Regions from separate parts of the Homo sapiens genome. Here region 2 is linked to region 1. A link is an interaction called in ENCODE POLR2A ChIA-PET data of the cell type or tissue named here. Cell type or tissue: OCI-LY7. All regions are shown on one strand. Each heading gives the region's core, and the rest is flanking DNA. Links, peaks and the distances in the headings are about the cores only.

Region 1 (15,484 bases), core at 6,821-11,820:
CTGTCAAAATTTTAAACACATCCACCAGCTGACCCCACCTGTTCATAAGCATTTTCGTGCAAAGGAGCAAAGCTCTGTATGCAAAAGGGGTTTCTTGGCTGGGCACGGTGGCTCACACCTGTAATCCCAGCACTTTGGGAGGCCCAGGCGGGTGGATCACCTGAGTTCAGGAGTTCAAGACCAGCCTGGCCAACATGGTGAAACCCCGTCTCTACTAAAAAAAAAATACAAAAATTATCGGGGCGTGGTGTTGCGCGTGTGTAATCCCAGCTTCCCGGGAGGCTGAGGCAGGAGAATTGCTTGAAGCCGGGATGCAGAGGTTGCAGTGAGCCAAGGTCGCACCACTGTGCTCCAGCCTGGGCAACAGAGCAAGACTCCATCTCAAAAAATAAAATTTAAAAAAGGGGAGGGGTTCTTGCAGAACTCTTCACAACAGCGCATGTACATACACACACACACATACACACACTCTGACTCCCACAATCAAGGATACACACATCCCCTCCCCACACTCACTCACACACTCATGTAATTAACCATATACACTTATTTTGTCATTCACACACCCAGACGCACACGAGTACATGCTCAGCAATGTGCTGGCACACTCAGCCATACACGCTGCCCCCTGCCCGGCTCCCACACACGGCACACAGATGCCTACTCACTCACACATGCTTAGCCACACACGTGCACACACACACACCTGTGCACAAGCTCACTCACCTTCCTAAAATCTTACATTCACATGCCAGACACACAGTCACCTCCATACACACGTACCGCACACAGTCGACCCCACCCTCCGGCCACATCTGGACACAGACCCTGCCCCTCTTCCACAGGCCACCACCCCAGTGCGCTCATCTCCTGGCTGTGTTTTGAGGAGTGGGGACAGACGCCTGGTCAGTGCATGCCTTGACCCCAGCGCCCCTGGCCCTCTCCACTCTGACCTGCTTGATGTGGGCAAACGGGACCGGAGCCAGCTCTGAAAGCCCCGAGGTGCATAATGCCCACGTCAGCCCTGACTGTGCTGCCTCAGGGCACGTCTGCCCGGCTCATCTGTCCCTGGGCACCCGCCCACTTCCTCCCCACCAGTGGGTGGCCAGGCCTTGCTGACATCAGGTGGTTTCTGGGCCTACCTGGCACCCAGGAGAGAGGAAGGAAGCAATCTGTCCCAGCCACGAGAGCCAAGTGAGGAGCCCAGGACAGGCCCCGGGCCTTGGTGAGCCACAGCCCCTGCGGCTGCATCTGACAGGGCTGGCAGCTGGACTGCCCACCCCTTCACCTGCTGGGACACCATGGCCTGGGCCAGGCAGCAATTCAAGAAGGACTGGGCTCTCTGAGTTACCCCCGAGGTGGTGCGCTCCTCCCCTTCCCAACCCTCAGTATAACAGCCGCATGCACCAGGCACCACGCACTGCTCTGTCTCCATGAGTGACTCAATCAGCCCTCACACAGCCTGTGGGCTGGGTGCTGGTATCATCCTTGCTTTACAAATGCAGAAACTGAGGCACAGAGAGGTGACGGCGATGGCCCAGGAGCAGGACCTGATGCCCGGCACTCTGGCGCCAGGCCGCTGCGCTCAGTCACCCCCACCCTCTCCCAGCTGCTTCGCCTTATTTTGGTTTTGGGTTTTTTTTTCCTTTGGGGGTTTTTGCTTTGTTCTGTTTTGTTTCTGTGAGCCTCCAATATCCACGGCCCTGCACACCTCTTATCTCTAAGAATCTCCATGAATCCTGGCAACCACCTCACAAGCAGGGGCGCCACTATTAGCCCCATTTAACAGATGAGGAAACTGAGGCTTAAATGACCCACTCAGGGGCAGCCAGCAAGGACGAGGCAGAGCCAGAGTCAGGTTTGGACCTGGGTCTGAGGGCTCTTTCTACAGTGCCAGCTCATCTGCCTTATGTGGCAGAGACCTTTGATGGACCAGAGGTAGGGAAAAGTCACCCCAAACTTAGCTCTGGGTCTCTGCTGGCCTCAAAAGAGGGGGCTAAGGGGGCACTTGGTGCCATAGAACAGTCAGAGAAATAAGAACAAATTTATGATGATGACAACGACAAACTTTTTTGTTGCTTTTTAAAATAATTGGGGGCCGGGCACGGTGGCTCACGCCTGTAATCCCAGCAATTTGGGAGGCAGAAGCCAGAGGATCACTTGAGCCCAGGAGTTTGAGACCACCCTGGGCAACATAGTGAGACCCCATCTCTACAAAAAGTAGAAAAATTAGCTGGGCATGGTGATGTACGTCTGTGTTTCCAGCTACTCAGGAGGCTGAGGTGGGACGATCGCCTGAACCTGGGAAGGTCAAGGCTGCAGTGAGCTGTAATTGTGCCACTCCACTCCAGCCTGGGCGACACAGTGAGACTTTGTCTCAAAAAATAAAATTAAATAAAAATAAAAATTTTTAAAAGTGGGATATGATGAACATGCAATCAATGCACAGGTCTTACGGGTTTAGTCTGATGAATTCCAATGAATCAAACACCCAAAACAACATTCAAAACATTTCTAAAACGAAGTTCCCTATATCCCTTTCCAAACTCCCCATCCCTGGCCCAGCCGAGGGAGCCACTGATCTGCTTGCTGTCACCAAAGTTTAGTTGTGTTTCATCTAGAGTTTCAAAAACCAGGAGCGTTCTTTTTGGTCTCAACACAATGCCTGCAAGATGTATTGCATTGTTGCAAATATCACGCACTTGTTCCTTTTTGTGACTGAGTAGCGTTCCACTGCAGGAGGACATCTGGGTTTCCAGCTGTCATGAACATTTGTGCACACTGAGCACCCACTTGAGGCCTGTCACAGTTACAATCCAGTGTCCTCTGCAGGCACTGTGCATGTTGATCCTCACCACTGGTAGATATGGTTCCCACTTTGGGGTCAAAGGAAGTGTGAGTGCAGGGAAGTTGGGTGAGAAACCCAAAAACACATAGCTCACAGCAGCCAAGGCAAGATGTGAACCTTGAGCAAGGGACAGATGTGGACCCAAAGACATGGCAGGTGGCCCCAGGCCCTGGGGGCACACGTTTGGTGGAAAGTGAGCTGGAGCGCCTATTGAGTTTCTGGTCCTGTTCTAAGCACTTTGCATGGACCAACTCATTCAGTCCTCCCAATAACCTGTATTATCCCATTTCACAGCAGCAGAAACTGAGGCACAAATAAACATGAGTCACATCTCCAGGATCACACACCTAGTGAGGATAGAGCCAAATTGGACCCAGGTGGTCTGGCATCACAGTGCTTCCCTTAACCACATGGCTGTGCTGCCTCACTGGCCCCCCTTCTAATTTGCCCCCTAGTGGGGCAGGCTCAGGTCCTGTCTGCCTGGAGGCATTTCCACTCACGGTTGTCTCCCTTCCCAACTGGGAGCCCCTCAAGTCTGATCAGTTCAAGATCCAAGGGCCTGGTGCTGGGAGAGCAGGGAGGAGGCAGCAGGGTAGAAAGCCAAGAACAAGACTCTAGATTCAGCCTTGGATCCTGGCTGCGCTGTTTTCAGGCTATGTGACCTTGGACCAGTCACTTAACCTCTCTGAACCTCCACTCCCTGTAAAATTAAAGCTGATGGCAATAATAACGACCTCATGAGGATTGAGTGAGCTGGGTGTGGAAGTAACGGAGCTGACATTTACCTGCACTTTGCTACCTGCCCATGAACTCTCAGTCCTCAACCCAGGCTCACAGCAACCTTGCAAAGCAGATGCTGTTTAATCTCCACCTTACAGACAAAGAAACTGAGTCTCTAAATACTATCTCCAAGCTAAAAGCCTCTAACCATACATTTCCTGCCTTGAACTCAGTCTTGAATATCCAGCTACGACTCAATATGCCTAACAGGCATCTCGGACATCCCAGGTAAGAAACCAAACGCCTCCTCCAGCAGGATCCTACCTCTCCTGCATCGTCTTTGCCTCTGAAAGTGGCACCTCTCTCCTTCCAGGGGCTCAGGCCAAACACCTGAGTGTCCTCATTGACTCTTCTCTTTCTCTAGCCTCTGCCCCACCACCTCCCATCCACAGCCTGCATCCAGGATCCTACCACCCTCCAAGGTCCGCAGCCCCGCCCTGGCATGAGTGTGTGTGCTTGGATTGTTGCCATGGCTTCCGAACTACCTCCCCCATTCCATCATTGTCTTGCTACCCAAAGGAAGTCGGATCACATCTCTCCTCTGCTCAACACCCTCCTCTGGCTCCCATGTCACCCACAGTCAAAGACAAGGTCCTGGCAGTGTCCCTAAATCCCGTGTGGTAGTACACCCCCACTCTGCCTTTCTGGCATCTTCCTTCCAGCCACACTGGCCTCCTCCCTGCTCCTGGAACACATCAGTCACACGGCAGCCTCAGGACCTTTGTACTTGCTGTTCTCTCTTCCTGAGACTCTGTGCCCTGAGAGAACCACAAGCCTCCCTCTCTCACCTCCTCCAGGTCTTCCCCCCATTTTATTTTTTCTTTGTCTTTTTTCTTTCTTTTTTTGAGACACCAGGCTGGAGTGCAGTAGCATGATCTTGGCTTACTGCAATCTCCGCCTCCTGGGTTCAAGCAATTCTCCTGCCTCAGCCTCCCGAGTAGCTGGGATTACAGGCATTCACCACCACGCCCAGCTAATTTTTGTATTTTTAGTAGAGACAGGGTTTCGCCATGTTGGCTAGGATGGTCTCAAACTCCTGACCTCAGGTGATCTGACTTCCTTGGCCTCCCAAAGTGCTGGGACTACAGGTGTGAGCCACCACACCCAGCCCTTTCCTCCATTTTCAAAGTATCTCAGGGCGTCCTAGACCACCTGCTTACATGAACAAGACCTCTGCACCAGCACTCCTCGCCCCTTCTCTCTGTGACATCATCACCAATTGACACTCGGAATTTTAAAATTTATTAACATTATCATTATTGTTAGTTTTGAACGTCTCTACCTAATGGGTTCCACAGGGCAGGATTGTTTCGGGGTGTTCGTTGTGGCATCCTCAGCACCCCCTGCCCGGTTCAGAGTGCTTGCATAATAAACGTTTGCCAAATGCATAAATGGGGATCAGGAAGGGGTGACTCCCCCCAGATCACCAGGTTAGAACATGAGAGCTGGGCTTGGAACCCAGGGCTGTGCACTCAAGCTTCCAGTGACAGGTTCCATGCCACAGAGATGGCAGCTGTTGCTGTCACGATTTTTAGGGTGATATTCCCATCGTTCCCCACCCACAGGGGAGAGCTAGGGGGCAAAAGAGAGAGGTTGGGCTGGCTATGGCCTCCAGCCAGTAAGAGGTGACTCACCCATCCCGTGATGACAGGTGGCATTCCTCCCCTTCCCTGGGAGGGTGAGGGGGGTACTTTGGCCTGAGATAAAGGGAGCATCCTCCTTCTGGGAAGAGGACAAACAGGTGGGAGAGACAGCCAGGTCACTGCCTGGAGGCTAGCATGTCTAGGCTAGAGGGTCACCAATTATGATAGGGGCAGCCCGGGTTGGGCTGGTTGGACTGACCCCTGAGCCTCCCTGGAGTGAGAGACTCAGGCGCTAGTCCTCTTACCAGGAAAATGGAGCTTTTCCTAAGAAAACAGCATTCCAACCTCTCCTTCAGCAGGTCACAGGGAAACCCCTCGATGTCCCTCCATCTTCCCCTTGGCATTTTTGCCTGGGTTGAGAGGGACCTGAGCCAATCAACAAACACTTTTTGAAAGAAACAGCAAGAGTCCCACAGACTCTAGCCAGACAGGCTTTATTTGATGTATTGATTTATTTTAGAAAAGTCTTAACTATGTAAATGACACTTGAATACAGTTCTGTTGCAGAAGACTCAACCGTCCTCCTCCCCAGTGAGTTTGCTGCCTCTGAAATTGCACTTGGCTGCAAGTAAAAAATAACAAACACCAGGGTTTCACCCAATGGGAGTTCACTTCTCTTGTGTAAAAAGAAGTCTAGAGGTGAGCAAGTCTGGGCTTGTAGGCTTGTTCAGGGACATCACCAATGACCAGCTTCCTGGTCTCCCATGTTGGTATGTGACTTTCAAACTCCTGGCTCAAGAGGGTTGCTTCTCAGCAAGGCAAGAGGGCAGGGAAGGGACAAAGTGTGTGCGCTCTGGGTCTCATGGCTACTACATTGCACCCGCGTGGTTTCAGGGGAGGCTGGGGAGGTCTTATTTCACTTGGGCACATTGCCGCCCCATTCAAAAGTGGGGAGAAGGGGTGATGAATGATGGCAAGCGCTAGCGGCCTGGGCCCTGGATTTCTTTTGTGCCACCTGATTCGAAACAGATTGCAAATGTGGTTTTGCAGCCCGCTTTTTTTGTTCCGCCTAACTATGTGTGTAGAGATTTGCCTTATCATTTTGATCTGCTACATAGTATTCCATGGCATGAATGCACCATGGTTTATTTACCTAATTCCACGTTCATTGATTTCATTGATATTTAGTTTTCCAGCCTAAACTTCACTATTATAAACAATACCACAGTGAGCATCCGCACACAGCTCTCTGAGCGCATGTGTATTTCTGCACAACTGGGATTGCTAGACAAATGATGCAAAGTGCTACCACACCACCGCCAGGGCTTTGCCAGTTTGCACTCCCTCCATCCACAAAGGAGAGGATGAGAGGGCCTACTTCCCCCACACTCACCAGCCTAGCTGTCTTTTTTTTTTTTTTGAGACGGAGTCTTGCTCTGTCGCCCAGGCTGGAGTGCAATGGCGCGATCTCGGCTCACTGCAAGCTCCGCCTCCCAGGTTCACGCCATCCTCCTGCCTCAGCCTCCTGAGTAGCTGGGACTACAGGCGCCCGCCACCACGCCCGGCTAATTTTTGTATTTTTAGTAGAGACGGGGTTTCACCATGTTAGCCAGGATGGTCTCAATCTCCTGACCTCATGATCCGCCTGCCTCGGCCTCCCAAAGTGCTGGGATTACAGGTGTGAGCCACCGCGCCTGGCCCCATCTGTCATTTAAAAAAATTTTTTCCCATTGTGATTATTTTTGTTGTAATTTTTTTTTTAGCTATAGCTCACTGCAGCCTCAAACTCCTGGGCTCAAGCGATCCTCCTGCCTCAGCCTCCTGAGAAGCTGGGACTACAGACTCACGCCACCACACCTAGCTAATTTTTAAATTTTTGTAGAGATGGGGTCTCACTATGTTGCCCAGGCTGCTCCCAAACTCCTGGCTTCAAGTGATTCTCCTAACTCAGCATCCCAAAGAGCTGGGATTACAGACATGAGGCAACCCCCCAGCTTTTTGTTATAATTTGAATTTCCCTTATTAGTATTAAGGTGGAGCCCCTTGTCATTTACATATAGGCTCTTTGTATTTTCTGATCTGTTCTTTGCCTTTTTAAATTATGTGGCCATTGTTTTGTACTTAGTTGGTTCCTTTCTTTTCCAATTATGTTAGTTCTTTTCTATTTTTTCTATTTTACAAAAAATGCATTGATTATGCCTTAATAAATGGAGTACATAATTTGTGTTCAGTAAACTACATTCCTTCAAAGCAGAGTTTCTCAACCTAGCACTACTGACATTTTGGGTCAGATAATTCTTTGCTGTGGCGGCTGTCCTGGGCACTGTAGGATGTTGAGCGGCATCTCTGGCCTCTACCCACGAGATGCCAGTAGCATTGCTTACCCCCATGATGACCAAATGTCTCTGCACTTTGCTGAATGTCTCCTGGGGGTAAAACCATGCTTGGTTGAGAACCTCTGATTTCAACTGTACAGTTTGATGAGCTTTGATCGATGTGTACAACCAAGAATCCACCCCCTCCTCCAAGATCTTTGCATTTCGTTATAAATATCCCCCCCCGTCTGAGACTTGGCCCTTCCTATTGGCGTAACCTCGGTCGAGTCACTTCATTTCTCTGAGTCTCAGTTTCCTCCACTGTGAAATGGAGATAATGATTCCAACCAGGCAATGATGTCGTGGGCCTCAGAGTGAACAACGCATGCGCTGGCATGTCATACGAGTGCAGTGAGTGCTAATTCTCTTGTCTTTCCTCACTGTGTGTGTATGTAGGTAGTCCATAGATATTACCTGAACACCTACTAGGTGCCAGGCCCTGGGCTAGGCTCTGGATACAGTGGAAAACAAGACAGAAAATGTCCATGTCTCTACTGGGGGAGACAGCGAGCAAAGAAGCCAACAAATGAATGAACAAGAGCAGGATTCCCCTACGACCCCACACAGACCCATGCTGGGAAGCAACAAGATGCACAATGTGGTGGAGAGGCACCGGGGTGGGCGGTGGTCTTTGGAGACAGTGAGGAGGTGCCGTCTAAGCTGAGAGCAGGAGAAGCTAGAGCAGCACGGAAGGGAGGTCTGGCCAGAGGGAATAGCAAGTACGGCAGCTGTTGAGGCTGGAACTTGGACCTTGAGAGCTACCATAAGGCCTTTCCCACGGCAGCCGACAGGGGAGGGGAACCCCAGCTCAGGCCTCTCGGGAGAGCAGGGAAGGGCAGGTGCTCAGGGCTGGGCCCAAGGCCAGATAATGTTGGGGAGTGGCCAAGAGTGCAGCAGGGCCAGGGCCAGGTGGGCTGAGGGCCTGGGACCTGCCTTACCTGTAGGCCCTTGTGGCGCCTCCTGTTCTGACTGTGGACTCTGCTCTGTTTCTGCAGCTTCCCCACCGGGTGGGGCCTTGCAGCCCCCAACTGGGTGCTTTTGGGGACACTGCCAGGCCAGACAAGTGTTGCTGCCCCCCAGGCACCGGGACCAAGCCCAGGGTTCTTATGTGTAATCAGCACCCAGAAAATGTGTGTGGAACTCAACTGGTGCCTGCCTCAGTTTCTCCACCTTGTATTTCCGGCCTCTGCAATTCACTCTGATTTGCCATATGTCACAACCAGCACTCTGTGAGTTGCAGGGGATGCTGCAATGACCACCATATATGGTCCCTGTCCTTAGGGAGCTCACAGTCTGGCTGGGCAGAGATAAGTCCATGACTGGCACTGTGGGGGTGAGTGTGGCAGGACCATCAGTGTCCACCAACATCCATCAGCTTTTTTCTCATACTGAGAGAATTTTGGAGCATTAGTGGGAAACATGCTAACATAATCGGCAGATAGTGATTCTATTTCCCGGCCTCCTTTGCAGTTAGGCATGGTCATATGACTGAGCTCCAGCCAATGGGATTGAGTAGAAGTGATAGCACTGCTTCTGAGTCATGCCCTTAAGAGGAATGACCCTTTCTCTCTCCCCACTGCCTGGAACGTAGATGTGACGGAGAAGCTATAGCAGCTGTTTTGGACTTGACTGGAAGCTATGGACTGAGGATGACAACAGCTAGATAGAAGGAACCCAGATTTCCAGAATGAGCTTACAGAACTAAACCTTCCCCAAAAGAGGCAAATTTTAAAGCCTTGGCAATGAGAATGAAGATTTTTTGAGACAAAGTTTCCGGGAGAAACATAGCATATAGGCAAATCCAGGGATAGGAGAGAACATGCAGACTTTGAGACACCTAAAGGAGTAGAGGGTGGCTGGACCGTAAAGGACAATGGGGCAGGTGAGATGGGGCTGGAGAGGTGGCAGAATCCACTTTGAGGAGCCTGAAAGAGCCAGGTTAAGCCCTTTAGACTTTGTCCTGTGGGTAAAGGGGAGCCATGGAAGGCTTATGGCAGGAGAGGGAGTGATTAGATTTGCTTCTTAGAGTGATCTCCCTGGCCACAGGGCAGGGGATGAATTTATTCATTTATGGGATTCAGGAATAAAATTGAGGCCCTACTATGTGTCAGGCACTGAAGGTTATCAGTGAACAAAACAGACCCAATTCCCACCCTCATGGAGCTGCAACCTGGTGGGGTGAGACATGAGTGAAATAATCACACAGGTAAATAAGAAGTATGATCAGGGCAATGGAGAGATGTATGTCAGGATGTGAGGTTTGTAATGAGGGATTCAACTTGGGGGGATCAGAAGAGCTTTCCTGAGCAAGGTGACAGGGAAACAGGAGCGGGAAGAGTTCCGTTCAGAGGGAACAGCATAGGCTGTTGATGCCCACACAGCAGCAGGGAGAGCGGGGGCTTGGTTGGTGTCCAGGTGGAAGATGATGGCAGAGCTGGAGAGACGTGGGCACAGATGGGGAAGGAAAGCAGGGACTCCTGAGGACCAGCCAGCTTCTGGCTTGAGCAAGGTGGGTACCAACAGAGGAGGCCAGTGGGGAGGAAATATGATGAGTTCAAATATAGTGTGTTGGATTTGAGGTTCCCATAAGCCAATCAAGTGGAGATGCTGAGTGGGGCTTTGCATACAGGGGTCTGGCACCCAGAGGGACTCCCTGGCCAATCGCGGTTGTGATCCTCCCACCTGGAGCACTGTGTGGACTCCCAGTCTTGAGCTTGCCAAATGCCAGCCTTTGGGGGCACCTCATGAGCACCAGGAGTTGTGCTTATGGTAGACACAGCACGGGTTGCCCACCCATGACTCCTTCGCTGACGGGATTCAGTTTTGTTGGTTGTGCATCTACTCAGGAGCTCAGGGACGGTGGCTATTCCTCGCCCCGGCTTCAGAGTGAGTTATAGGTCCAAGCCAACTGCAGTCATTCTCATTCCTCCATCAGTGACTGGTTTGGAATTATAGATGTAACGCCATCTTGGCCAATAAGAAGTCTGCAGATCTGCAGGGGGGAAATTTGGGAACAATTTTCTCCATCATGAAAGGAGACACAGGGGAAAAAATGCCCTCCTCCTCTTTGCTTGATTTTATCATGTCCCAGTGTGATGCCTGGAGCCACAGCAGCTGTCTTGAAACCATGAGGAGACATGTCCATAAATTGCTGAGAATGGCATAGCAGGAAGAAGAAAAGAATGTGAATCACTGGTTACATCTTTATGCCTCCAAATGAAACAACCCTGTTAAATAAAATTATAAGTCCTCTAGCTTTTTTTTCCCTCCTTTAGTCAAGTGTTCTGCTCCTTGCGGCTGAAAACATTCTGACTGAGAAAGTGTTCTTATGCACTATCTCACTTAATCCTCTCGTAAACCTCTGAGGTTGATATTACTATTATAGCCATTTTACAATAAAGAAACGGAGGCTTTTGGCAGTAAACGACTTTTCCAAGGTCACAAGGACAGTGAGTTACAGAGCTGGGATTGGAGTCAAGGCTCAAGGGTTGATCTGAGAGTGCAACTGAGCTATACCACAATTTCCTTTTAAAAGTCTTTCCCCTAACACGTTTTTAGTAGGGAACCATAACCCTGTTCTTATTTTTCTCTGGAAAACTGTGATTATGGTTGGTGGGAAATTTAGAGTGGGCTGCGTTTCTTTGTACACAGTTAATGGCTTTGATTATATGTTTCTGGCTTCTTTATTCTGAGAAAGGCTGCCATTGGCTGTGCAATATAATCAAATCATTTCTTATGTAAACAGCCATCTGGCACAGAGCCAGGGCAGTTCCATCAGCAGGAAGGTGAAAATGAAACTGTGTTGCCAGCCCCGGAAAGCAATCTGCTATTCAGCAGGAAAAGATCAAGGGTTAATGACATGGAGTTGGGCAAAGGCTGTTGCTGTGGCTCTGAGCATTATCAGGAGGCGGGGAACAAAGAATGGTTGTTAAATGGGTTTGTTACAAAAGTTATTTCCTAATGTAATTCATGCAATGCTTGCCAAACACCAGGCATATCCTTAGAAAGCAGAAGGGAACAAAAGGAAGGAAGGAAGGAAGGAAGGAAGGGAGGGAGGGAGGGGAAGGAGGGAGGGAGGGAGACTTTTATAGTCAATTATAAGACTCTTAGAAAGAATTACTATCCTTAATATACAAAGAGTTCTTGCAAAACAATAAGAAGAGGTAAACACCGTATTAAAAACCCACTATTCTGGCAGGCGAGGCAGCTCATGCCTATAATCCCAGCACTTTGGGAGGCCGAGGTGGAAGGATTGCTTGAGCCCAGGAGTTTAAGACCAGCCTGGGTAACACAGAAAGATCTCATCTCTACAAAAAATAAGGAAAATTAGACAGGTGTGGTGGCATATGCCTGTAGTCCCAGCTACTTGGGAGGCTGATGTAGGAGCTGAGATGGTGCCACTGCACTCCAGCCTGGGAGACAAAGGGAGACACTGCCTCAGAAAAAAAGAAAAAAAAGTATGAAGACAAGTTCCACCCCACCAGTTATCAATGATAAGCTACAATGATATGTCATTTTCTGCCTATCAGATTAGAAAAGACAAAAAAGATTGGCAACTCTCAGTGTTGCAGAGTATGGGATAATGGGGATTCTCATACTGTCCCGAACGGACTCTACAAGGGTCTCTGGGAGCAGAATGGCAACAAGCACCATGCTGTTCACTGGGCAGAAATTTTAAAGCAACCTGGAAATTTAACTTGGGGGCATTTATTCTAATAGGCCAAGTAGTCTCTACGGGGAAGGTCGTTCATTGCAGCATTGTTTATAATAGTGAAAAATTGGGGGAAAAAATTCTGAAATGCCAAACTACAGAAGATTCATTAAGCAAACAATAGTCCTCATATAATGAAATGCTGTATTAAAAATTTATGAAATTGCATTAAATAAATATAAAACATTGTGTTAAGCTGTATTAAAAATACTCATTAAAATGGCAATATAGAGGGCCGGGTGTGGTGGCTCACACTTGTAATCCCAGCACTTTGGAAGGCCAAGGCGGGTGGATCACAAGGGCAGGAGTTTGAGACCAGCCTGACGAACATGGCAAAACCCCATCTCTACTAAAAATTCAAAAATTAGCCGGGCGTGGTGACGGGCGCCTGTAATCCCAGCTACTCGGGAGGCTGAGGCAGGAGAATGGCTTGAACCTGGGAGGCGGAGGCTGCAGTGAGCCGAGATCATGCCACTACACTCCAGCCTGGGTACCAGAGCGAGACTCTGTCTCAAAAAACAAACAAACAAAAACAGCAATACAGAGAGACAGCCATGACATTGTAGAGAAAAGCATTTTCATGTGCATAATCTCATTTGTATTAAGTTGTGTGTGCAATGGGCATATATTAAAAAGAGTATTCTAAATGATGTTTGCCAAAATGTCGGCAGTGTTTATTTCTGGACAGTAGGATTTGGGGTAATTTTTACATTCCTTTAAATCAGGGTTTCTCAACCTTGACACTATTGACATTTTGGGTCAGATAATTTTCATTGCGGGGGACTGTCCTGGGCGCTGTGGGATGTCTAGTGGCATCCCTGGCCTCTCCCCACTAGATGCCAGGAGCTAACCCCTACCCCCTATCCTAACAACCAAAAATGTATCCAGATATTGCCACATGTCTCCTGGGGGACAAAACCACCCTTGGTTGAGAACTACTATTTTAAATGCTTTTCTGCATTATTTAAATATTTTAACAACAAGCATGTATTGTTATCATAATCGGAAAAACAAACACATTTTTAAAAAAATTCAGTAAAGTCATCTGTGGCTCTGTGAACTGACTTTGGATTTGGTCAGCAAAATTCAGTCAGAGAGTACAGAAATCTGTTATCTTCTTATGTTTGACAGAAGGTTCTGGTGAAATATCTGGACGTTTAGCAAAGTTTTCCCTGGGTTGGTTTTTGCTCAAAAAACAGCTTCTTTTTTTGCTATGGGTTTGAATATAATTAAACTCCTCGAGTGGATGCTTTGACGGTCTTGCCCACTTTCTCTTCTCTTGGTAACTACTCGTATTTTGAGGGGATTGCCACACTTCTCTCGTGTGGTCCCCCTTTTTGGGGAGCTGATCGCCTTCCTGACACCAAATCTAAGCTAATTTTCCAAATCTCACCTTCGGCTGCAGCCGCTGGTTCGAGGGCGGACATGTAACTAGGTTAGTTTGAGTCTAGAGAAGAATCAATGTCAGGGGCCTCTGGAGTGCATTCCAAGTAGCCACTCGAAGAGATCTTCATCTGGACAGAACGAGACCTGGAACAGTCATGCTTGTTTCAACGCCGTGAAGAAAACCAGCCAGAGGAAACAAACAAACAAACAAACAAACAAAAACAACACACGGAAGCAGAACTGGGTAAATCGCAGAGGAAAAGAGTTGAAGCTCTGATCAAACCAACCCTGAAGCTCACCCTTCTACTAGGCTTTTCATTAATACAAGCCAGTAAGTGCCTTTTATGCTTTAAATCAGTGTGAGCTGAGTTTCTATTCCTTGCAGCCCAAAGCTAACTTGTACAACCTCCTTCGATAAGAGGAACCTCTCCCAGAGTCCTGCATTCGTGTCATTTTAGCAAATATGTATTGGACACTTACTGGACACCAGGCCCACTGTCTGATCCCAGGGGGACGAAGATGATGAAGACACAATCCTGGCCTTTGAGGAACGTGCTGCCTGGTTGGGGAAGATGAGGGTATGGGATATGTGCCATGATGGCAGGGACACAGAGATACAGTCGGCTTGGGGTTGCAGAGAAGAAATCCTTGACTGAGCCCATCTGAAGGGAGAGTAGGGGAGGGAGAAGGGCGTCTGCCAGCCTGGATGCTTGAGAGATTGCTCTAGGGCAGGGCAGGTACCATGTGCAGAAAGGAAAGAGCTGCGAGATGGGGAGCATGACCCCAGAGGCCTCCGGGGTACCCCACATAAAGGGGGCTCAGGCAGGGCTGGGTCCCCCGAGAGAACCCCTGCAGCTTCAGAGCATGAGCCCCCCTCCACCTGCCCCTGCTTGGTGCAGTCCAGCTGCTGGCAGAGAAGGTGGGGGTTGGGGAGGGACCCCTTGTCAAAGCCCAGCTTTTTCATTCCAAGGATGGAAAAACCAAGATATCAGCAAAGATGGCACTTTATCACCAATATTCTTTCAACAGCATTCATTCCACACAAGCTCCTACGGCAGAGGGCAAAAGTCAACCCAGGCTTAGGGATTGGTGGGAGACAGATAATCACCTATAACCCTGAAAAATATAAAGCTTTGATCATGCTCTAGGGGTTTCTAACAGACGTTCCAGGGAAGTCAGGGAAGGCTTCTTGGAGGAAGAAGCACTTAAGCCAAGAGCTAAAGGGAAAGGAGTTCCCTTGGCAAAACCGGGAGGGAAGGGGTTTCAGATGGAGGGAACAGCCCGCGCAAAGGCCCTGTGGCAGAAAGGAACACATATGAGCAAGGGCTTTGCATTCACATCCTGCTTTTCATGGGTCCTGACCACAAGCCTGTAAGGTAGGTCTTCTTATCACCGTTTTAGAAATGAAGACATTGAGACTTAGAGAAGCAGTGACCTCCCCAGAGACACACAGCCAGGAAGCAGCAGAAATGGGAATTGAACCTGCATTCTTCATCATACCCTGGTATGTCCCTGGTGGGGGTCAACCAGCAGCTTTCTGACTGCTGGGATACTTCTCTTTGAGAACACAACAGTTCTTTTTTTTTTTTATTATTGTACTTTAAGTTTTAGGGTACATGTGCACAACGTGCAGGTTAGTTACATATGTATACATGTGCCATGTTGGTGTGCTGCACCCAGTAACTCATCATTTAACATTAGGTATACCTCCAAATGCTATCCCTCCCCACTCCCCCCACCTCACAACAGGCCTGATGTGTGATGTTCCCCTTCCTGTGTCCATGTGTTCTCACTGTTCAAT
Region 2 (15,484 bases), core at 6,097-11,096, 71 kb after region 1:
CCTGTTCCACACACTGGCCTCTTTGCTACACCCCAAACACAACAGCCACAGCCCCCACTCAGGGCCTGTGCACCGTTCCCACTGCCTGGAACACTCTCCCCTCCCCGCGGCTCCCTCCCTCACCTCCTACAGATCGTTGTCAGCTGTCACCTGCTCACCAGGCTGTTCCTGCCCCGCCCATTGAAATCCCATCTCCTTTTCCTGCTTCATTTCTCTCCCTAGCATGGATCTTCTCAAATGCAATATGCAACTTATTTATCTTGTGTATTGCCTGCTCTCTCCACAAGTGTGAACTCCACGGGGGCAGAGACCTTTGACCGTCCTATGTCCTGCCATGTCCCCAGCGCCTGACCCACAGGAATTGCCCAATAAATATTTGTTCGGTGAATGGATTCTTTTTTTGGCAGAATAACTTGGTGAGGACCTTCCCTGGGGATGCAGATGGAGAAGCGACCTGCCCAGGGTCACCCAGCTCACAAGTGGCAACCTCATCTGGCCCCAAAGTCTGTGATTTTTGCCTCCATTCCAGGCTGCCCTTCTAGGCATTAGGCCCCACATCAGCCACTGTACCACTGCATATGCCCACGAGGCTGCAAGCTGGGGTCTGTCCTTAGTTCTATCTTAAGCTAGAGGCTCAGAGAGGTGAGGTGACGTGCCCAAGGTCACACAGCAACTTACAGTGTGAGTTCGGCTCTTTCTGCCTCTGTATTTTGGGTACTGTCTTTAAAGCGGCTCTGCCTCTCCCTCCTCCTTTCCTCTTTCCAACCAATGTGTTTGCGGCTGGAACATCAGGCCTGTTGTGCGTGGCCTTGACATACACCATGTCCCGGGCCTGGCCCCGCCTACCACCCTGGCTGGGCCACGAGCACAGCGCCTGGTTCCACATGCCTCAGGGATGAGCCGCAGAGAGTGTGACCAGGCCCAGCTGACACATCTCAGAGCACATGTGGGTCTGCCTCCCACAGGCCCAGCCGGCCCCCCAACACCAGCCAAGTCTCAGCCCGTCATCGTCCCCCGGGGGTGGTGCTGGGCCTTGTGGGGCAGAAGGAAAGGTAAACCATGACCCTGAGGAGCTCAGAGACTGGGGTTCTTGGGAAGCCAATTCAGGCCTAGAACCAGGGCCAAAGTCTGGGTGGTTTTAGAGGAAAAAGAGACTGGCTCTGGGGTTGAAAACTGTGTCACCAGGGACCAGGCAGGAATTTAAAATGAGCAGAGTGGGCTGGGGTAAGATGATAAATAGCTACTATTCCTTGGCCTCAGCATCAGAGAGACAAGAGGGAGTGGTGGGGACTGGGGCACATGCCTTGTCTGAAGACAGTCACCTCTCAGCTCCGGTTGATGGTGGTCCCTAGAGAACAGGGCCCAATATGATCGGATGCTCCGTGCCCTGATTTTCCAGAGGGAATCAAAACACAGGTTTTTATGTAGTACCCACAGATTCTTAAATATTGGCTTCATTCATTTAAAAATTCTATGTGGGCTGAGGAAAGCCCCACAGGCTTGGGCGCCAGATTGGGCCCCTGAGGCCTCCAGTTTGCAGCCTCTGTTCGCTGCAGCTGAATGGAGCAGGCAGAGAAGGAGCAAATCTCAGCCTGACCCCGAGTCAGGAGCTATGGGTTGGGACGGTGGCCAGGACCCAGCTCCAGCAGCTCCAAGGGACGTGGAGAAGTTTTCTGTCATCTGGTCCCCTCCTCCACTCCATGGAGATGATTCCCCCGCCCGCCAGCTCCAGCAGGCTGGGGGGTGAAAGGGAGCCTGGGCGGGAGCCGAGGTCTCCTTTCTCACATGGGACACAGCTGTGGATGTTTTTCAGGCGGATCCTAATTTCTCTCTCCCCATCCCCCGTGGCTCTGCCACACCAGGAAGTGGGTGACTCTCTGTGTCCCAAGTTGTCCCCCAAAAGTCCGCTCCATGCTCCAAGCTACCTGCTTCCACAAGCACAACTTTGAAGCTTCACCATGTCCCTTATAACCAATTTTCAGATGAAACAGGCTCAGGGAGGGAAAACATCTGGCCCAGGCCCCTGCAATCAACACACAGAGGAGCTGGACTTAAACCCAGGCCTCACGCACTTGACCACTGGGCCCTCATCCTGTCTCTTCCTGGTAGAACCCAGCCCACCCTCCAAGTCTTGCTCCAGCGCTTCCTCCTGGCTTATTGAACAAGCAGCCAGGCCCTTGGCCCACTGCCAGGTATTCAGACATGAACAGATAGTGTGTCTCAGGCTCCCCTGTGCTATTTGTTGAATGAATATTTCACTCATTTTCTCCAAAGTCGTGGGTGGTTGTCCATATCCAATCTGTTGTCTCAGCCTCTGACCACATGTCTGTACACTTCCCCGATGCCTCCTCCTGGATGGCCCCCAGGCATCCTCCAAATCAGTATGCCCAAAGCAAGTTCAGCAACTTCCCCCAAACTGTCCCTCTGCCTGTCTCCCTTCTTTTGGAAGGCTGCACAACTGTTCAGCGTCCAAAGCCAGAAACATGAGCATCATCCATAAAGCCTCCCGCCGCCATGCCTCCAACCCAATTGGTCACCAAAGCCTGGGAGTCTCGTCCTCAACCTCCCTCAAATCCATCCACCCTCCCCTCCTCTGAGGCTGCCATGCCAGGTCAATCTCATCACCTCTCACTCAGGTGGCTGCAATTCCTTGCCACCTCGCTACTTTCCCTGCAACGATACTTCCTCTCCCTCAAATTCAGCCTCCTGCAGGAGCCTGAAAGACACCTACTATTTTCTGCTGTTTACTATCAGAAGCTCCCCATTATTTTCAAAGGAAGTGTAGCACCTTGGCCAGCCTTAAAGCCTCTGACCTCTCCCTTACAATTTGTATGTTCCAGCCAGCCCGAACTACCCACTTCTCCACGATGTCTTTTCTGATCTCTGAACCTTTGCATAGGCTGTTCCTTTTTTTTTTTTTTTTTTTTTTGAGATTGGGTCTCACTCTGTTGCCCAGGCTGGAGTGCAATGGCACGATCTTGGCTAACTGCAACCTCCACCTCCCGGGTTCAAGAGATTCTCCTGCCTCAACCTCTCGAATAGCTGGGAGTACAGGCATGCACCACCACAGCCCAGCTAATTTTTTTATTTTTAGTAGAGATGGGGTTTCACCATGTTGGCCAGGCTGATCTCAAACTCGTGACCTCAGGTGATCTGCCCGCCTCGGCCTCCCAAAGTGCTGGGATTACAGGTGTGAGCCACTGTGCCCAGCCGTGCACGGGCTATTCCTTCTGCCTGGTGTGTTCTTCCCACTCAACTCTTTGTCTGACTACTCCATATATGCCCTTCAGGATTCAGTTTACATGTCATGAGCTTCGTAAACCTTCTCTGACCCCCTAAGTCTGGTTTAGGTACCTGCTGAGGTCCTACAGTGCTCCCCGCCTCCCACCATGTGTGAGTCAAACTACAGTTATGGCAACCAGAAACCCTTCCAAATTTTGTGTTTGTTTTGGATTTTAGAGACAGCATTCCTTCCAGGCATTTTAAGCAGAAAGGATCCAACACAGGGAATTGAACACTCACAACATTGCTAGAAGGGCTGGAGAGGCACCAGCACCACACAGCAGAACTGGACCTTCAGGAGAGCTGCCAGCCACTCAGGATGGTGGGGAATCAGGAGGCCACAGAGGAGCTGTAGACTTTGAGAACGTATCACAGCACCATCCAGCCATCTGGAGATGAGGAAGCCACCACCACCACCCCTACCTCTAGACTCCCCAAGAGTGGTAACCGGACGCCAAGGTTGCTGCAAGAAAATCCATCCCATGACCATGCTCACCAGCAGAAAGAGAGCCCAGGAAAAAACAAGGCGGCCCCCACTTCCTGACTCTCACAGGAAGGCATCTGCCTGGCGGGACCTGCAGAGCGTTCAGAGCCCCTGCTGCAAAGAAGGCTGGGGAATGCGGCGTGTAGCCTTCCAGTCTCTGCAGCCTCTTGCTAGAAAGAGATATTAATAGGAATGGATGCTGAGGATCAGATGACCCTGAACATGAGGTCTTAGGATTCCCTATCTCAGCCCCAACACCCTGTGCGAATGGAAACCTCTGCTTACTTGTCTGTGTTCCCTGATGGACTGCGGACACTTCAAAAGGCCAGGATGATGCCTTGGATATCTCGGGCTCAGCAGCATCTTGCATAGGCCCAGTGCAAGACAACAGTAGTCATGCAAGAAGAAAAAGAAGAACTGACATTTATTGAGCATTTACTATGCACTGAGCACTGGGCTACATGTTTTACATACCTGTTGACATATTCACAACCCAATAGGGTAGGCATTATTGCTGTCCCTATTTATACATGAAGAAGAGAAGGTCTATAGAGGTGAAGTAAGTTTCCCAAGGTCACCCAGCCAGTACATATCAGAGATGAGATTAAAAATGCAATCTGTCTGACTTCAAGCTCCAAACACTTGCCACTTATGAGAGGCACCTTTATCTTCTCCCAGGCATCCAGAAAGGTCACAGCAATGTTGTGCAATGAATGAATGAATACATAAGTGTCTTCTCCTTTAGGAAACTACCTGTCCCCATCTCAGCTGCCTTCCCTCCACTGGGCCTGGGTTCCTCTCCAAGATCAGGGCTCAGAGAGTAAAAATAATACATAAGACTGCACTGGGATTCCTCACCTTGGGTCTGTAGGTGGCTCTTAGGCTCCATGACCACCACTCCCATAAAGTTGCTAACATTTTGTGTCTATATGCAATTTTCTGGAGATTTGACTCAAAGTTTTCACTAAGCTTTCAAACTTCAAAAACTTGATACTGCTGCATCAGGGAGGAACACAGGAATTTTCCTGCCTCCTGACCTCAGTTCCGATCTTATGACATAGCATGCATTCACCTGTATATCCATCCAACTTACCTATCCATCCATTCATTCTCTCATCCACCATCCATGTACTCCTCCATCCTATTTCCCCATCCACTCATCCACCCATTCATCTATTCATCCACCAATCAATCTAACCATCCATCCATCTTTCCATCCATCCATCCACCTATCCATCCATCTATTCTCTTATCCACCCTCCTACCCACCAATCTATTCATTTATCTACCCATCCATTCGCCTATCCGTCCACCCACTCATCCATCCATCTATCCACCTACCCATCCATCTATCCACCTACCCATCCATCTATTCTATTATCCACCCTCCCACCCACCAATCCATTCATTTTTCTACCTATCCATTCTCCTATCCATCCATCCATCCATCCATCCTACCCATCCATCTATTCTATTATCCACCCTCCTACCCACCAATCCATTCATTTATCTACCTATCCATTCTCCTATCCACCCACCCACCCATCCATTCATCTATCCATTTACCCATTCTTCTGTCCACTCACTCATCCATCCACCCACTCTTTCATCTATCCATCCAACCATTTGCCCATCCATACACCCACCCATTCACTCATGGAATCACCAATCCATCTACCCATTTATCCCTTTATCTGTTTATTCATCTAGCCATCTATTAAGTCATCCATCACTTTATGTATTAATTCATTCATTTAATTATATATTTATCTATTCATTCATCCATCAGTAATTCACAGTATTCAACAATGAAATCACCCGCTCCATCCATCACACAATTTAAAATCCAGCACTTGTTTATTTATTCAACCATCCATCATCCATCTCTCCATTTATCCACTAATTTCTTCATTCATGTGTTCACTCATCCATTAATTCAATTGTTAATTATCTCATTCATTGATTCATCTATTCTTTCATTGATCTATTTCTTCATCCATTTTATCCATTCATAAACAGTTCCCTTATCTCCACACATGTACCCAGCCATTAAATTATCCATTTGACTATCCACCCATCCATCAAGTCATCACTCATCTTTTCACCCATTAAATGCTCCATCCACCCATTCTGTTCTCTATACCAGAACCAAGAAGTGAATCACGGCTGGCCCTGCCCTTGAGAAGCTCACAATCAAGTGATGGAAACAGACAGCTACAACCCAAGATGGAAAATATTCAGAAGTCAAAGGGAGCTCCAGGCAGGTGCCTTCACAGAAGGGGACTCAGGTCCTTCTAGGGATTCAGAGAAGGCTCCTTGGAGGAAGCAGCATCCAAACAGGACTCATGAAGTCAGAAAAACAGTGAACAAACTCCCTTAGATATCCCAGAGGGTAACTCACAGGACCTAACCACCTAGATGCTCATTGAGCTCTTTGGAGCATCCAAGACTGAGAACACCTGTGGCAAATGTTCACCCAGGAATTCCCAAACCCAATGGCTAATGGAACACTTTCCCCCTTGTCACTCCTATTAGTACCCCCAGAGACTCTGTGTCCCTCAGATCTGTGTCCTCAAAATGGATAAATGATAAAATAGATTTGGGAAATGCTAGTCTGGTCCAAACTTCTTGTTTCCACAAAGAAGAAAACAAAGTTCCACAAAACATCTCTGACCTCAAAAATTGTGTTCATCTGTAGATAAGATGCAATGCACAATATATGCCCAAAGACTCCACGTTTTTTTTCTTCAGACGGAGTCTTGCTCTGTCAGCAGGCTGGAGTGCAGTGGTGCGATCTCGGCTCACTGCAACCTCCGCCTCCCGGGGTCAAGAGATTCTCCTGCCTCAGCCTCCCAAGTATCTGGAACTACAGGTGCGTGCCACTATGCCCAGTTAATTTTTTGTATTTTAGTAGAGACGGGGTTTCACCATGTTGGCCAGGATGGTCTCGATCTCCTGACCTCGTGATCTGCCCTCCTCGGCCTCCCAAAGTGCTGGGATTACCGGCGTCAGCCACCGTGACCGGCCTCCATTTTTTTTTTTAACCTGCAGAGCTGAGCATAGTGTGTGGCACACAGTAGGTGCCCAATAAGTATTTATCAAAAGAATGTGGCCCTTGTTGAAGGAGTCACTCCAAAATGGCCTTGGCTTTTAAGCTGTCCCTACTGCGCAGTGACCCCTGTGTGGCCTTAGCCAATGCCACAACTCCCAGCCTCAGTTTTTCTGTCTGGGAAATGGGCAATAAGGTCATCTCAGCAAAGATTGATGCAGGAAGCGCATGCTTAGACTCGACTTTGGTTGCAGGCTTTGTCTCAGGATGTAACTCACCGCCACTTTCTCACCCTGGCTAGTTGGGTTTCTAGCCAGCGATGAAGACCTAGAGGCATCTGAGCCACACTGAACCTTCGAGGTTGAGGCTGGTACCTGGAAACCGCCTGAGTAATCCCACTGTGTTCCTGCCCAGCCTGATGGGGCATGAACTGGAAATTCCCTATAATATTTGCTCATTAAATGATTCCTCCCCTCCTCCTGCTTTTTCCTCCTGCCTCCCACTCTCCCTTAGCCAGCTCCCAAAGCGCCTGCAGTAATCTCTGCAAAGGAGTCCAACTGGTTTGGGGAGGGCTGGGTGGCCACTTCTTCCTGCCTCCCACCTGCCCACCCGCTGCCGGAGCCCAGGCCTCTGCCTGCCGGGGTGCGTGGGCTGTGCAGTTCTAGAACACAGCGCCGAATGCCCACGCAAGATAAAGGGACCACTAGCGCCTCCTCAGCCCAGGCCCAGCCCTTGTGCAATCCAGATCTTTGCTCCTCAGAGACAGCCATGGGGATGAGCAGATATGCTTATCTGATGGGGCCACGAGGCCTCCAGATGATTCCAGGGGCTGTTTTTTCTTAATCCGGCTTTGGGCTCCTCACTGCCATGCAAATGTGCCCGCTGTTCCCCCATTTGGGCATGTCCTCATCCTCCTTCCCGTCAGTCAACACTTATTAGGCACTTCCTGTGTGCCCAGCCCTGTGCTGAGTGCTGGGGACGCAGAGGTAAATATGACAAAGTCCTCGCCCCATGGAACTCACAGTCTGAGGGGGACAGGGCAGATACATAAAAAAAGAGAATGGTCACAGGAACGTGGGTAACTCTCAAAATCATAATGTTGAGGAAAAGAAGCCCAGTAAAGAATACACCACATGATTCCACTTACAGAAAATTGTAGAGAACGCAAACTAATCCACAGCCGCAGAAAGCAGATCAGCCACAGTCGGCAGGCGATGGGAGTGTGGATGGGGCGGCCGGGAGGGATGAATGACAAAAAGACACAAGGACACCCTTGGGGGCGATGGATATGTCTGCTGTCTTGATTGTGCTGGTGGTTTCGGAAGTGTGTGCATATGTCCAAACTCATCCACATGAACACTGGAATATGCGCAGTTTATCGTGTGTTTGTTACACCCCAGTAAAGCTGTTGAGAAGAAAAAAAGGGAGATAATTGAGAGACAGTGTGAGCAGTGCAGCAAAGGTGAAACTCAGGAAGGTCATGGGAGGGTGGATGGAGAGGGTAGTCAGGGAAGGCTTCCTGGAGAAGGCAACTGTTGAGCAAAGTTTTGAAAATGAAAACAAGTCACATAAGGAATGAAGAAAAGAGAGTGGTGTTAGATTCCAGATGGCCTGAGCTCAAATCCTGACTCAGTGGATTCACAAAAAGCTGTGTGTCTTTAACTTCAGCTCTCTGAGACTCAGTTTCCTCATCTGTAAAATGGATCTCCTATTTACCTGATAGGACTGGTGGGAGATTGAAATTAGGGAAAGCCCTCCGCCCGACATCCAATGCTCACAGCATCTGCAAACGCCCTGAGGTAGGAGAGGAACAACAGGGAGGAAGTCTGTGGTTGCAGCAGAGAGAGGAAGGGGAGAATCAGGGGGTGGGAGGGAAGGCCCCAGGGACCAGGGCTACAGGATGTGCGGGCCATGGTGAGGGCTAGAGCTGTCTCTTAGCACTGGGGAACCAAGCGAGGCCTGGATAAATGCAGGAGAATTTTATCAACAAAGTTGTCCTTTTAATGAGGTCACTCTGATTATTACAAAAAACAATTTTACAGTCGGGAAAACTGAGGCTTGAGCTAAGGATTGTTCCGAGGTCCTGTGGAATCACACAGCTAGAAGGCAAGTGGTCTCCCATCCGCCTGAACCTCTCTGTAATCTCTAAGCAGGTGAAGGGCTGTTATCCAGGTCTATTTGCACACCTCTGGTGATGGGAAACTCACAGTGTTAACAGTTCTTCCTATAGGACCCAATTAACAGAGGCTTCTCAAATTGGACCCAGCTCTTCCCTCTAGCTCTGCCTGGACACCAGCTGCTACCCTGCCAGAGTCCTATTAGGAGGAGCCCGCTGTGGGCGGGGATGAAGTAGGAAGAGATATGAGCTGTGACGGAGGCTTTCTGGGTGCTGCCCCCAGCACTCTGCCACAAGAACCCAGGACATACCCATTCCTTCTCTGGGCTTCAGTTTCCCCATCTGTAAAAGGAGAGATGCTCATTGCTCTCAGAAGCAGACTTGGCCCTGCCGAGGGGCCTGGCAGGGGGTGGGGCAGGCATGGGGTTCACCAGTATCACCCGTCCACCCCCGTCTTGGGGGCCAGGGCCCTGTCTGGATATAAAGGCCGGTGCCCTGGGGTGCAGCCGGCTTAATAACAGGTTCCAGGATCCAGGAGGGGTTTGAACCCAGGAGAATAGGTTCAAATACAATTGAGCAGCCCACGTTCCTGTCTGTAGCTCTGAAAGCCAATCGTTCCCACACCCAGAGGGCCCGGTCCCGGCTCTCATCAAACCCATTCACCCCAGTGGAGCCCCCATCTGTGTACCTACCATGTGCCAACCTTCCCACTGCGCTCAGAAGATGCACACTCCTGACTTTGGCCATGAGCTCTGGACCTGCCCCGGCCCCCAGTCCCCTCCTCACTCGCCCCTTCACACAGGCCAAGCTGAGCCCTGCATCGAGGCCTTTGCACTTGCCATTCCTCCTGCCCAGAACTCTCTTCCTGCAGATCTTGCCATGGCGGCTCGTCCTCCAGGCCTCCAGCCAAGCTCACCTTCCAGTGAGGCCTCTGACCCCATCCTATTGATCCCTGTCAGCCCCCTGCCTTGTTTTTCTCCATCAAAGTCTTCACTGGGATGTCCTGATCCTCTGCCTGGCGTCTGTCTGTCCCTGGATTTGGAGCTCTTAGACGGCAGAGTCTAGGGCTGCCCTGGGACTGGCTCTGACATCACCAGGTCCAGGCTGGACCCAGCCTGGTACCCACCTCACAGTGTAGGTTAAAGAACAAATGAAACGGGCATGGGAGATTTTGCACCCACCTGGGGGACCATCAATGCTTCATCTACACAGACCCTCTCATCTCCACACACAGGCCAGGGGGATGCATAGACCTGGACACAGATTCACTGCATCCCGCCCCCTCCAAAACACCCTGACACACACGTGTGCACACACACGCGCCCCCCGTGCCCACCTCCCCTGGCCTCCACACCAGTGCTTGGCACCCAGACCTCTCAACTTTCCCTCCTTTCACTGGGCGCCAGCTGGCCCTTCGCCAGCTCCTCTCCCCAGCCTGCCCGCCTGCCCTGGGCACCAGACTTATAAAGGACGAGGAAGGGCCTGGGGTGGGCTGGCTGGGTGCCATGTGAATGCGGCCCCTGGGGCCTTCGCTTCCCCCCGCTGCCAGACACCTGTGTAATGAGTGTCATTACTGGGGACCCGTTGGGCAGGCCCCAGCTCGCCGCAGCCACCCAGGCTGCACATGATGCTGGGGACAGGGTGCAGGGAGCGTGAGGGGCAGGGGTGCTGGGGGCGTCTCTGCTCTTGCCAACCCCAAAGCTCAGCTCTGGGTTTCTGGATCAGCAAAGACGACTTCCCGCCTTCCACGCAGATTCCAAACCTCAGGCCCTTAAGTCCCCTATGGGCTAAGGTCCAAGATGGACTCGGAAGGAGACAAAGGAGGAGAAACACTTATTGAGCACCTACTGTATGCCTACTTGTTGCTAAGAGCTGGTCACTTTTACTTCCCACTGTCAGACACTGTCTCATCCACTCACCCCTCTTCTGTTTGCTTATTGCACATCTCAGCTCATTCAAGCACAATTGAGCACCTACTATGTACCAGGCTGTGTGCTAAACACATTACATATATTAACTCATTTGTCCTTTCAGCAATCCTATGACGTGGCATCTTACAGGTAGGATGCAAAGAGGTAAAGTGTCTCACCCAAAACCACACAGCAAATAAGCAGTGGGCCAGGAGTTAACCCAAGGCCCCTGGCTCCAATGTCTGTGTTCTTAACCACTCACTGCTTTACACTACCTCTTCCATCAGCCCTACAAGGGCAGGGATTTTTGTCACTGCTGTGTCCCCAGCACCCAGCCCAGGACCTGGCATATAGGAAGCGCTAAAAAAAATCCAAGGAATAAATGAGTGGACGAATGAGCGAATGATCTCACTGAGTTCTGAGAATATCTTTCCAGGTGGTATTTATGGATGAGGACACAGAGGCTCAGAGAGGTAAAGTGACTTGCCCCAAGTCACACAGGGAGTGTGTCACAGCACTGAGATTGGAACTAGGATGGGAGGTCTGCCCCTCCGCCCTCCTGCCCCCCATGGCCCTAATCTCTCCAGACAGTCCCTGCCCCTGGACTGTGGGCCACATGAGGGCAGACGTGTGCCTGTCCCTGGGCAGTCCTGGGATCCAGCCTGGGGTCTGCACGCGGTGGAAGGCAATTCCAGCTCCTCCCCTTGGCCCCAAGGCCTTCTGAAAGGGAGACCCTGACAATAACACTTCCTCACCCGGTCACTTTCCTGACTCCCAAGCAGTGATGAATTTCCCAGACAACGCCTGCACCTCACCGCCACCTCTGGGCCTGTCTGTGTGCTGCTTCCCCTACTGGGAACGCTCTCCCAGCCCTTCTGCCCCAGCCACAGCTTGGAGGTCACCTCCTCCGCCAGGAAGCCATCCAGGCAGCCCCACAGCCCACAGCTCTCGGGGCTGCAGGGATGAATGTGGGACCCTCTCCTCCACGGCCTGTGTTCTGGCTTCTGGCTTCTCCGGGGGAGTTGAACTCCCTCGATTCTCATGCCTGTCCAGCCACTGACCTTCTAGGGGAAGCTGGCTCGGGCCTCACTGAGCTCATCTGTGAGATGGGTAGAAGTTCTGAATGCGATCTCAGGCAGTCTTGCCATCTCTCACATAGGCTCCTGCCCAAGTCCCAGCCGCGGCTGCTCACTCAGCCCACCAAGCCCTGCATGGTCCAACCCCTGCTGGCCCTCCAGCACCATGTCCTGCTGCTGTCCCCTCCTCACACCCCTTCAGCCTCCTTGCCTTTCCTGGAACTTCCCAAACCCATTCCCACCCTCAGGGCCTTTGCACGTGCTGTGGTGAGTTTCCCTCTGCTGGAAATCTCTTCCCCAGGTCTGGTCCTTCTTCTCCTTCAGGCATCTGCTCCACATCACCGCCTCAGAAAAGCCCTCTCTGACCCACTCAGCTCCCAAACACCCCTGCTGATTCCCATCACGGCCCTTCTCTCTGGTGAAATCCTCTCGCCTCTTCAAGCATTTGCTCACCGATGTTTATCTCCTCCATCCTCTCCTCCACCATAGTGAGGGCAGAGACCTTGTTCACTGCTGGGTCCCCTGGAGCCTGGCATACAGTAGGTGCTCAAGCAGTGGTGGTGGAATGAAGGGAAGAACATCAAAGTGCTGCCCCACCCCTGCCCACCACCGGCCCCCAGCCCAAAATCAGGGAGTGGGAACCAGGAGGCCCCACTCCCGCCAGCAGCAGGCGCCCCCTCTGAGCCCGAGCCTGTCTGGTTCCCAGGCCCATAAAAACCACCGCCCTCACCTTGCCCTGGGGCGGCAAAGGGTGAAGGAGGAAGCTGTGGGGTTCAGAGATTGAACTGTCATGGATTCAGAGGCCTGGGCCAATGAAAGTCAGTGTTCACAGAGTGCCTTCTGCGTGTCCAGGTGCAGTTGAGACACCCCACACTCACAGCCCTCACTGCAGTTCTGCAAGATCAGGACCACCACGATCACCCTTCACAGGTGAGGAAACTGACGCACGGTAGGGTGCAGCCACGTGCTCCAGGCTGTGCAGCCTGAGAAAGGTGAAGTCAGCATTGGAACCCAGCTCCGCCCGACACCGCAGCCAGCATTGCTCTCATCCATGGCAGTGCACGGAGACCATGTCGGTGCCAGCTATGTGCCAGGTGCTGGTTCAGAGCACAGGTCCTGGAGCCAGACTGCTCAGTGCGTTAGGCAGGTGACTCAGCCCCTCTGTGCCTCAGTTTCTCCAGCTGTGAAACAGTCCACATGGCACCTCCCTTGTCGGCTGCTGAGGAGACGAAAGGAAATTATTTCCAGTCAAACAGAGTGCTCTTGTTGCATGCCCTTGGGAGAATTCATTCCCGCTCTGAGCCTCAGTTTCCCCATCTATCATATGGGGATTAAACTACGCCACTGTGTTGCATCGCTGCGAGACTAACGTGACGTATTTGCACAGTGCCTCCCGCACAGTGGACGTTTACTCAGAGCTCACTGTTCATTCACTCCAGTCCTGCAGGCCTCACTGTCCCCATCTGTAATCCCAGAAGGCAGCCCTGATCACCCAAGACGGCTGCTAAGTCCCTAGTGCAAAGGTCGAGGGGTCCCAGGGCAGCCCTGACAACTGGGGATATCCTGGGGGTGGGGAGGACAGCTGAGTGGCCGGGATCAGGAAGCTGCAGGGGGCCCAGGTGACTCACCCGCTGGCGGGGCTTGGGGGCTGGGCTGCGGCCCCCACGCACCCCTCTGGGCCCTGCCTTGTGCCCAAAAGTGCTGTGTCATGCTCCGTCATGTGGCTCCGGGTCATTAATACCCGAGTTCTGGGAAGCTTGGGCCGAGTTCCCGGAAGGGGTCAGCCAGTTCAGTAAACAGATTGGCTGGTTCGTCGTCACAGCTGAGCCGGGCGGGCCTGCAGCTCAAGAGGCAGGAGATGGAGGCTGGTGGCCAAGGGGACACAGGAACTGCCCCCGGCCCCATTCGGGGCTGGCACCTCCCAGGGCAGCCTGGCCCAGGCTCTGCAGATGAAAGGAGAAACCAAGGCCCAGAGAGGGCAAGGCAGTTGCCAGAGATCACACAGCAGGTCCGGGGCGCGGACCTAGAATTCTGGTCTTATCATCCAGTGCTCTCAGCATCACTCTGACTGATGGGCAGGGGGGGACAAATCACCTCAAATTGTAACCTAAGCCCCCCAAGCCCCCAAATCCTAACCTGGACCCTAAGGCCAGTGTGTTGGATGAAGGGAGAAATAAATGGAAGGCAACTTGGGAAGGAAGCAACTTTGAGGGGTTACTGGGCTGTCCCCTGTGGTCGATCCTATAATCATAGTAACTGCTTCTAGTGTTTCTTGAGCATCTATTATGTACAGGGCATTACCATAAGTGCCTTCCATAAATCCACCCATTTAATATTCAGCCACCTTTATACGAATAAACACAGGCATCACGTTTAAAGCATCCACTGAGTGCCAGGCACTGAGCTGGGTGATTGACATACACCACCCGGGATCCTCTGCGGACCTTGCCAGGGAGGCATCGCCGTCACCCCTGTTCATCAGATGAGGAAACAGATGCCCAGGAGGGCGAGCAGCTGAGGTGTATGGTGGGAGAACAGCAGGCTCCAGAGTCGACTAGACCCAGGGATTCAAATCTTTACTTTTACCCTTCCTGCTGTATGGCCTCAGGCAAGTGACTCCACCTCTCAGAGCCTCAGTTTACCCATCTGGTAAATGGGGATGATTATGGTACTGGAAACACTGGAGCCAGACTTGGTGGGAGCTCGTGAGTGTCATGATAGGGCAGTGGCTGGAGTGCAGACTTTTGGGTTGAATCTTGCTGTGCCCCTTCTTGGCTGTGTAACCTCGGGCATGCCGCTTAGCCTCTCTGGGACTCAGTGTCCTCTGTAAAATGGACATAGCACCTCCCTCATGCGGCAGGTGGGAAGAATGAATGAGCAGAAATCCCCGCAGCCTTCTGTGCGAGGCCAGGTATTCTGCAGCCACTGAACGCAGGTGACTTGTTCTTATATTTCACCTATGATGGCTCCACTGGGACTGGGGTGAGGGGAAGGACACTAGACCATGGGCAGAAGGACAAGGCACCCACATTCTTTGCTGCCCTTTTGCACCCACAAACAATCTGGAAAGGGAAGCTCAGCCTTGCCTGCCTCCTTGAGGGTCGGGGCTGAGGCTTGGCGTGAATGGTTGCCATGGCATCCTCCCCACCTCCCCACCAGCCACTCTGCCTTGCTATGGACTCCACGTTCCTCCCCTACTTAAAACCCTCTAGGGCTCCCCATTCCTCTTCTCGTGTACTACTCCCCAGTTTGGCTGAGCCCCAGACAGGCCTTATCATGGCTCTTTGGTTCTTGGCACCCCAGCCCCAGCCCCCTTGGTACAAACTCTCACACTCATCATTCCCACCTCACCCTTGTGCACACACAGGGCCCTTCACCCGGCATGCCCTCACTTTCCCTAACCCACCTGCCTGGTCTGGATTTCACCCACCCTTCAACGCACGTATTCAAAACCTCCTCCTCCAGGGAGACTGCCCTGATCCTCCCCTTTGAAAGCGAACTCTTTCTAGACTCTCTCTATATATATACCTCACTTACGTCTTTCTATCATTATATATCAACTATTTT

What was found. ChIA-PET counts read pairs that join two places held together with the same protein. Peaks named below come from ENCODE experiments on the same cell type or tissue, not always from the same donor. Only the 100,000 strongest peaks of a DNase experiment are listed, where the experiment ranks them.
Region 2: POLR2A ChIA-PET joins it to region 1 with 5 read pairs; 4 of 35 experiments call an interaction of 5 or more read pairs at or near these places.

The regions. Positions count from the first base shown.
Region 1 is chr20:50,362,688-50,378,171 of GRCh38, reverse strand. LOC105372657 (a long non-coding RNA gene) reads right to left here. Exons shown (of 3, transcript XR_936837.3): 2 at 13,691-13,827; 3 at 9,306-10,737. Among named protein-coding and RNA genes, the nearest start is that of LINC01271, 49 kb to the right of the region's middle. RefSeq lists an enhancer at 4,135-4,635 and a silencer at 5,793-5,993. In OCI-LY7, for the core only: no CTCF peak of the experiment used is centred there; no DNase peak of the experiment used is centred there.
Region 2 is chr20:50,290,892-50,306,375 of GRCh38, reverse strand. LINC01270 (long intergenic non-protein coding RNA 1270) reads right to left here and starts at 13,656. Exons shown (of 5, transcript NR_034124.1): 1 at 13,546-13,656; 2 at 7,963-8,220. RefSeq lists a silencer at 30-324 and enhancers at 621-1,396, 11,753-12,253, 13,367-14,103. In OCI-LY7, for the core only: no CTCF peak of the experiment used is centred there; a DNase peak (open chromatin) is centred at 8,685.